Linked DNA regions of Homo sapiens: region 1 is linked to region 2. Evidence: read pairs that join two places in POLR2A ChIA-PET (ENCODE). Cell type or tissue: Panc1. All regions are shown on one strand. Links, peaks and the distances in the headings refer to the core of each region. The heading gives the core; the rest is flanking DNA. Region 1 has its middle 8.0 kb from the start of HMGB3. Region 2 overlaps CD99L2 (CD99 molecule like 2).

Evidence for each region. Peaks named below come from ENCODE experiments on the same cell type or tissue, not always from the same donor. Only the 100,000 strongest peaks of a DNase experiment are listed, where the experiment ranks them.
Region 1: POLR2A ChIA-PET joins it to region 2 with 5 read pairs; 2 of 35 experiments call an interaction of 5 or more read pairs at or near these places.

Annotation. Positions count from the first base shown.
Region 1 is chrX:150,973,091-150,977,480 of GRCh38, forward strand. No RefSeq gene overlaps it. Among named protein-coding and RNA genes, the nearest start is that of HMGB3, 8.0 kb to the right of the region's middle. In Panc1, for the core only: no CTCF peak of the experiment used is centred there; no DNase peak of the experiment used is centred there.
Region 2 is chrX:150,838,649-150,843,038 of GRCh38, forward strand. The region is part of intron 1 of CD99L2 (CD99 molecule like 2); the gene reads right to left. Among named protein-coding and RNA genes, the nearest start is that of CD99L2, 58 kb to the right of the region's middle. In Panc1, for the core only: no CTCF peak of the experiment used is centred there; no DNase peak of the experiment used is centred there; H3K27ac peaks cover 635 bases.

The DNA of each region.
Region 1 (4,390 bases), core at 158-4,157, 130 kb after region 2:
TGGTGCTCACTGTCTCCTGGGAAGCCAGTGTGAAGCTGCTGTACCACAGTGGGCATGAATTGGATGTGGAAAAACTAAGCAAGGAAAAGAGAGGCAGGCAATGTGGAGCTGGGGATTTTGATTCGCAATAGGTTGCTCAGGGAAGGTGACACATTTGAGCAAAGATGGAAGGGAGGTGAGGGCAGGATCCTGGCAGATGTGTGGGAGAGTGTCCCAGGTAGAGGGCAGAGCAAGCAGCAAGGTAGCAAGGTCCTGAGGTGGCTGTTCCTGAGCGAGGTTGACAACAGGGTGAGGAGAGATAGAATCACGTGTGTTTGCTGAGGGGGTTGGGGGGAGAGCAACCTGTGCAAACCCATTGGGAAGACGGGGGCTTCCCCTGAGGAGGTGGGGAGCCCCCAAAGTGTCCTGAGCCCTGCCTCTATGTCCCCAGAGTGCCTCGGGCCCCAGGGCAAGGCATCTGCATTTCATCCGATAGCTGTGCCCCGGGTCCACTCCGGACTTCCTTCATAACAAGGTCTGATTTAGCAGGACCGGTCTGACTACTGTGTCCAGGGCAGAGTGAAATTGGGGAAGAGGGACTGACACTCATAGTCACGACAAATGCCATACTTTTTAGAGTCACACATAAAGGACCTTTGCAAGGCCACCTTTCAGACTTGTTTGCTGTTTGTGGGGTTTATTTTGGTGGCGGGGGAGGGGGGAGGTGGGTGGCGGCAGAACTGGCGTGTTGCCTTGGGGGTACCTTTGTGAAGCCCCACCAGCAATGTCAAGAATGTTGATGCAGCCGGGCGCTGGGCGCGGTGTCTCACACCTGTAATCCCAGCACTTTGGGAGGCCGAGGCGGGTGGATCACCTGAGGTCAGGAGTTCGAGACCAGCCTGGCCAACATGGTGAAACCCCGACTCTACTAAAAATACAAAATCCCAGTGTGGTGGTGGGTGCCTGTAATCCCAGCTACTCAGGAGGCTGAGGCAGGAGAATTGCTTGAACCTGGGAGGTGGAGGTTGCAGTGAGCCAAGATCGCACCACTGCACTCTATCCTGGGTGACAGAGCCAGACTCCATCTCAAAAAAAAAAAAAAAAAAAGAATGCTGATGCTGTAAGAGACCCCAGAGAGCAGCTCCTGCTCCCCTTTTAATGATAAGAATCAGGCCCAGGTGGGGTGCAGTGGCTCACGCCTGTAATCCCAGCACTTTGGGAGGCCGAGGTGGTGGATCACCTGAGGTCAGGAGTTCCAGACCAGCCTGACCAACAAGGTGAAACCCCATCCCTACTAAAAATACAAAAATTATCAGGGTGTGGTGGCGGATGCCTGTAATCCCAGCTACTCGGGAGGCTGAGGCAGGAGAATCGCTTGAACCCAGGAGGCGGAGGTTACAGTGAATGAGATCATGCCATTGCACTCCAGCCTAGGAGACAGAGTGAGACTCCTTCTCCAAAAAAGAAAAAAAAAAAAAAAAAAAAAAAAGGAATCAGGCCCAGAAAGAGGGAATGAGGAATGAGCAGCATTTTAAAAACGGCAACTGTTGTGGATCACAAGGTTAGGAGTTTGAGACCAGCCTGACAAACATGGTAAAATCCCATCTCTACTAAAAAAACAAAAACAAACAAACAAAAAAATTAGCCAGGCGTGGTGGCGGGCGCCTGTAATCTCAGCTACTCAGGAGGCTGAGGCAGAATTGCTTGAACCCGGGAGGTGGAGGTTGCAGTGAGCCAAGATCGCGACACTGCACTCCAGCCTGGGCGACAGCGTGAGACTCCATCTCAAAAAAAAAAAAAGAATTAAAAATGGCAACTGCAGGCCAGGCATGGTGGTTCACGCCTGTAATCCCAGCACTTTGGGAGGCCGAGGTGGGCAGATCACCTGAGGTCCAGAGACTAGCCTGACCAACATGGAGAAACCCCATCTCTCTGAAAAATACGAAATTAACTGGGTGTGGTGGCAGGCGCCTGTAGTCCCAGCTACCCAGGAGGCTGAGGCAGGAGAATCGCTTGAACCCAGGAAGCAAGAGGTTGAGGTGAGCCAAGATCACACCATTGCACTCCAGCCTGGGCAACAAGAGTGAAACTCCGTCTCAAAAAAAAAAAAAAAAAGGCTGGGTGCGGTGGCTCATGCCTGTAATCCCACCACTTGGGGAGGCCGAGGCAGGCGGATCACTTGAGGTCAGGAGTTTGAGACCAGCCTGGCCAATGTGGAGAAACCCTGCCTCTACTGAAAATATAAAAATTAGCCAAGTGTGGTGGCACATGTCTGTAATCTCAGCTACTTGGGAGGCTGAGACAGGAGAATCGCTTGAACCCGGGAGGCGGAGGTTACGGTGAGCAAAGCTTGCTGCCATTGCACTCCAGCCTGGGCAACAAGAGCAAGACTCTGTCTCAAAAATAAATAAATAATAATAAAAATGATTTTTAAAATGGCAACTGCAATCCCATTTAGAGAGTGGCTCCTCCTCTCCCCACTGCAGGAATCCTTTCAGTTCAGGTAAAGAGAAACAGCTTGTACCTTTACATTACACATTACACGGGGTAGACACAGAAGGGCCTCAGTCACTAGCCAGACGGAAACTTGGTGTGGGTGGAGGGTGGGGACTACAGTCTGCTGCGTGTGCAGGCCTTCTGGATGGGATGGGGCTTGGAGGTGAGAATCTAGAATGGGTAACCCAGCAGCATGGTGAAGACTTCAAGGCGGGACAAGGCAGGGCTGTTCGGTAATGTGGTGGCTGGTGGGAGCTATCCCATTGGAGAGTCCCCTCTCTTCTGCTCCCTTCCCCTCCTCTGAAGGAGACCGGTGCCTAGAAGGTCAAGGGCCCTTCAGTTTCATCTCCATCTTCCCCACAGGACCCGGCCGGCCTGGCACGTCACTGGCCCTTGATGGGCTTTTGTAGATTAGGATTGTATTCCCACAAGGCGCCGGCGTGGAGAGTAAAAAGTAGGAAATCCTTTGGTCACTGACCCACTTCCCGCTTTTCATTCAATATGAAAGGAACCCAGAGCAGGGACGCGGTGGCGCTGGTGCTGCTGAAGAGGCCTGTGTCGTGCTGAACAGCCCTGGCTTCTGCGCTCCTTTCTCTTCCTTGTCCCAGCCCTGGGCAAGAGCAGTGCTGTGGGAGGGAGCCGCCCCGGTGGCTCCTTTCCCACCGTCCCCGGCAGCCTCCGGGGTCTGGTGGGGAGGGGGTGAGGGAATTCGGGAGGGGCAACGGGCGCAGCCATCTGGTGAAATGCAGACGCCCGGTCCCGGTCCCGGTCGGGCGCCGTGGCTCACGTCTGTAATCCCAACACTTTAGGAGGCCGAGGTGGGTGGATCACCTGAGGTCAGGAGTTCGAGACCAGCCTGGCCAACATGGTGAAACTCCGTCTCTACTAAAAATACAAAAATTAGGCCGGGCGCGGTGGCTCAAGCCTGTAATCCCAGCACTTTGAGAGGCCAAGGCGGGCAGATCACGAGGCCAGGAGTTCAAGACCAGCCTGGCCAACATGGTGAAACCCCGTCTCTACTAAAAATACAAAAATTAGCCGGGCGCGGTGGCTACCCGGGAGGCTGAGGCAGGAGAATTGCTTGAATTCAGGAGGCGGAGGTTGCAGTGAGCCGAGATCGCACCACTGCACTCCAGCCTGGGCGACAGAGCAAGACTCCGTCTCAAAAAAAAAAAAAAAATTAGCGGGCCGTGGTGGCGGGCGCCTGTAATCCCATCTACTCGGGAGGCTGAGGCTGGAGAATCGCTTGAACCCAGGAGGCAGAGGCTGCAGTGAGCCAAGATAGCGCCCTTGAACTCCAGCTTAGACGACAGAAGCGAAACTCCGTCTCAAAGAAAGAAAGAAAGAGGCCGGTCGCGGTGGCTCACGTCGGTAATCCCAGCACTTTGGGAGGCCGAGGCGGGCGGATCACGAGGTCAGGAGATTGAGACCATCCTGGCTAACACGGCGAAACCCCGTCTCTAATAAAAATACAAAAAATTAGCCAGGCGTGGTGGCCGGCTTCTGTAGTCTCAGCTAGTCGGGAGGCTGAGGCAGGAGAATGGCGTGAACCCGGGAGGGGGAGCTTGCAGTGAGCCGAGATTGGGCCACTGCACTCCAGCCTGGGTGACAGAGCGAGACTCCGTCTCAAAAAAGAAAGAAAGAGAGAGACAGAGAGAAGGAAAGAAAGAAAGAAAGAGAGAGAGAAAGAAAGAGAGAGACAGAGAGAAGGAAAGAAAGAAAGAGAGAAAGAAAGAAAGAAAGAAGGAAGGAAGGAAGGAAGGAAGGAAGGAAGGAAAGAAAGAAAGAAAGAAAGAAAGAAAGAAAGAAAGAAAGAAAGAAAGAAAGAAAGAAAGAAAGAAAGAAAGAAAATGCAGACACCCACGTCGCTTGGGGCCCGAGGCGCCGTCGAGGCTCTAGGTACCCGCGGCCTGAA
Region 2 (4,390 bases), core at 284-4,283:
CAGTCAACCCAACAAAAGTCACCAGAGGTTAAAAAAAAAAAAAAAAAGAACTATGATAAATAGAAAACAAACTTTTTGGGTTTTTTTGTAGAGATGGGGTCTCACTATGTTGCCTAGGCTGGTCTCCAACTCCTAGTCTCAAGCAATCCTCCGGCCTTGGCCTTCCAAAGTGTTGGGACTACAGGCATGAGCCACCATGCCCAGCGGAAAACATGAACTTTAACATAGGAATACGTATAATCATATCAGTAAAAAAAAAAAAAAAAAAATGGGGGGGGGGGTGTAAATAGGCTAAATCTCCCATTACAAGACAAATGAGATTAAAAGATATCTAACTATAGGCTATTGATAAAATGTACATTTAAAACAAAATGGCAAAAAAATGTAGAGAATGAACAAATATATACCAGGCAAACACTAACAGGAAGGAAACAGATATGATATTAATATAAGATAAAATTCAAGACCCAAAGCTCAAAGTAGGAAAAGAGCAATATTTTATGGAAATAAAGCATATAATATACCAGTAAATAAAAGTTATGGCACTTAATAACCTAGCTTCCAAAATTCTAAGGTAGACTTTTGCTTCTTGCTATGAGAATAACTGGGATCAGACCCGCCTTTCCACTGTAAATCATAAAATGAACAAAACCCATGAGGCAAAATCAGCACTGAACAAGAAAGTAGTGAGAGCCTGCAATCCTTGAGATTAGGGAAATTGTAACAGCTAAATCCAACAGGTGATCTAGGATTGGATCCTGAACCTATAAAGGCCATTACTGGGACAATCAGCAAAGTTAAATTAGGTCTGTAGACCAGCTAGATGATAATACTGATCACTGTCAATTTCTGGTCTTGATGGAAATACTGTAGTCAGGAAGAGAGTATCCTTGTTTTTAGAAACTGCATACTGAAGTATCAAGAGGTAATAGGTATAGGCTTGGTACAGTAGCTCATGCCTGTAATCCCAGCACTTTGGAAGGCTGAAGCGGGAGAATTGCTTGAGCCCAGGAGTTCAAGACCAGCCTGGGTAACATAGGGAGACTCCATCTCAACAACCACAACAACAACAACAAAAATTTAAAAATTAGCCTGGGGTTGGGGGACCAGGTATGGTATCTCATGCCTATAACCCCAGCACTTTGAGAGGCTGAGGTGGGAGGACTCCTTGAGCCCAGGAGTTCAAGACCAGCCAAGGCCACATAGTGAGACCTCATCTCTACTAAGAATAAAAAAAAAACTAGCTGGGTGTGGTGGTGCATGCCTGTAGTCCCAGCTACTTGGGAGGCTAAGGTGGGAGGATCACTTGAGCCCAGGAGGTTGAAGCTTCAGTGAGCTATGATCATACTACTGCACTCAAGCCTGGGCAACAGAGTAAGACTCCGTCTCAAAGAAAAAAAAAATTAGCTGGGCATGGAGGCACATGCTTGTACGCCCAGCTACTCTGGAGGCTGAGGCTGGGGGGATCACTTGAGTCTGAGAGGTTGAGGCTGCACTGAGCCTTGACAATGCCATTGCACTCCATCCTGGGTGCCAGAGGGAGACCCTACCTCAAAAAGAAAAAAGAAAAAAGAAAGAAAGAAAGAAAAAGAAAGAAAAAAAAGAAAAAAGAAAGAAAAAAAGGTAATGGATCTAATGTTTGCAACTAATTCTGAAATGGTTCAGGAAATTCATACACACACACATGCACGTGGGGTGGGGAGAACACATACATATACAGAAAATGTGATAAATCTGGAAAATTTAGGTGAACAACATATATAAACTTTTTTTTTTTTTTGAGACAGGGTCTGGCTCTGTCACCCAGGTTGGATTGCAGTGGTGCAATCATGGCTCCTGCAGCCTCAACCTCCTGGGTTCAAGTGATCTTCCCACCTCAGCCTCCCAAGTAGCTAGGAACACAGGCACATGCCACCATGCCTAACTTTTTTGTATTTTTTGTAGAGATGGGGTCTCACTATGTTGCCCAAGCTGGTCTCAAACTTCTGAGCTCAAGCAATCTGCCTGCCTCAGCCTCCCAAAGTGCTGGGATTACAGGCATGAGCCACTGCACCCAGTCAAGAACTCTTTGTATTAATAATAGACATTATTGGGACAATTGTTAAAACTTGGATGGGGTCTGAGGATTTAGTGGTAATAAGGTATCAGTGTTAGTGTCCTGATTCTGATGGTTGCATTGTAGATATGTAAGAAGATGTCCTTATTTGTAGGAAATGCACTCTAATATATTGGGGGTGGGGGTGATAAGGCATTAGGTAACCAATTTACTCTCAAGTGGCTTGGTGGGGGAAAAAAAAGTTCCTTGCACTGTACTTGCCAATTTTCTGAAAGTTTATAATTATTTCAACATTAAAAAATTAAAATATGCAAATACTTCAACCCAGCAATTCAATTTCTAGGTACCTGTTACAGACAAATACTAGAAACACGTACCCAAAGAAGTATGGACAAGGATGCTTACAACAGGAAAAAGAAATGGAAACAGTCCAAGTGTTCAGCAAAGATGACTGGTGAAATGAAATATGGCTCTTCCATACAATTAATGATTGTGTAGCTGTTAAAAAGAATGGGATAAGCCTATAATAGTGGCATGCAAGAGATCTCCACAATACACTAATAAATAAAGCAAAGTGCAGAGAAGTATTTTTCCATTTGCGTGTCTGTATCCATATCTATATCCATAAACATCTTCTGGAAGTTTACACAGGGAAACTGGTAACAGTAGTTATGTTTAGGGAATGAGAGTAACGGTCAGGGGAAGGGAGAGGGAGCATTTTACATTAATTTAAACTCTTTTCTGCCTTTTTGTTTTCAATCCATGTACGTGTATTTCTCCTAAAAGTTCTACATCAATCCCTCCAAAGCCATAAGCCTACCATCTCAATGGGTCTTCCTTCAAATCTCTATCTCTGCTTCCTCACCCAAGAATTGCAAAAGTAGGTTCTCTGAAATGACATCTTACACAATAAGACGTTTTTAGCCTCAGCCATTCCCCCTACTGCTTGCTCATATATCCTGCTACATGTCATCGGGTAAATATGTTAAGAGGAACATAACACAATGTTGTGCTATGTACCCATCCCTTGTTGACCTTGGATTCAACAGACTCAAACTATCTGTGGATAAAACCATTCAGTTTCAATCTAGATCCTGAGCTATTAAGATGTCTTCAAAGCCCACAAGCAAGCACAGTTGCTAAAATCAAGTTCAGAAGAAATATTCTCAGGAGATACAATGCACCTCAAAAGGTGCAAAATAGGGTCATGTTCTATACCCCTTCTATGCAAGCTATTAACTAAACTCAGTTTTGGATGCAGGCAGACCACAGTCCTCTGTGTTAGTGACACAGACTAACCCTCTGGCACCAACACGCATTAGAAAACAGCTGATTCACCATAGGCTCAATTCACAACCCGCAGTCCCTGTATCTGGGCAGCCAGTATTCAAGTATTCAGCAGAAAATTACTTCCACCGCAGAGGGCCACCAAGAATTCCTTTTAATGTAAAAAGCACCTAATGAGCTGATAATACTTCTCTGAAAATGTCCTTTGGCAATGTTGCCCATGGACTTGTGCATGTCCTTGAGAAGATTAATTTCATAAGAAAAGTGCTGTTTCCACCCACAGACACTCCAACAGCCAGTGTCTGTCCTGGAGTAGATTTTGTCCCTTTGGGAAGGAACACAAGCTTGACCTCATGTTGCAATTTGACCCAACAGGACTGGCATCTAAAGCTAAGGCTAAGGGTGCACTTCAATAAAGGCTGTAAAACAAGGCACAGCTGCCCTTGTTAGAGAATTCCACCCTGAACTGGCTGTGATCCAGCACCTGCCAATGCCTGATTGAAACGTCTGATCCTTGAGAGAGATCATTTGATGGGCCCCTTAAGTAGCCTTTCATTTGGATTTCATTAATTATTCATTCCCTCCTCTGTTGTTGCTATCCACTCCACTCAGTTCATCCTGAAAGTACAGCCATTCCAGTTAAGTGTTTTTGTGTGTCCTCTCTCTAGACTCGCCCCACTTAACATGGTAGCCACTAGCCACATGTGGCCGTTTAAATTAAAATTAGCATTCGATAATTTTTTTAAATTCTGCTTCTTTATTGCACTAACCATATTTCAATGCTTGATAGCCACATGCAGCAGGTAACTACTGTGTTTGACAGCACAGACAGAGAACATTTCCATCATCACAGAAAGTTCCATAGGACAGTGCTGCTCTAGACAGTGAGCTGCCTTAAGCAGGGACTGGCGCTTGGTAATCTCCATGCCAACACCACACACAGACCTGGCAGCAAGAAAGCATTTCCTAAAGGTGTGTTCATTTTGATTACCAAAACTCTGTCACCAGTAGATAGTACCTGATATTACTTTGTGACAAAATCCATTT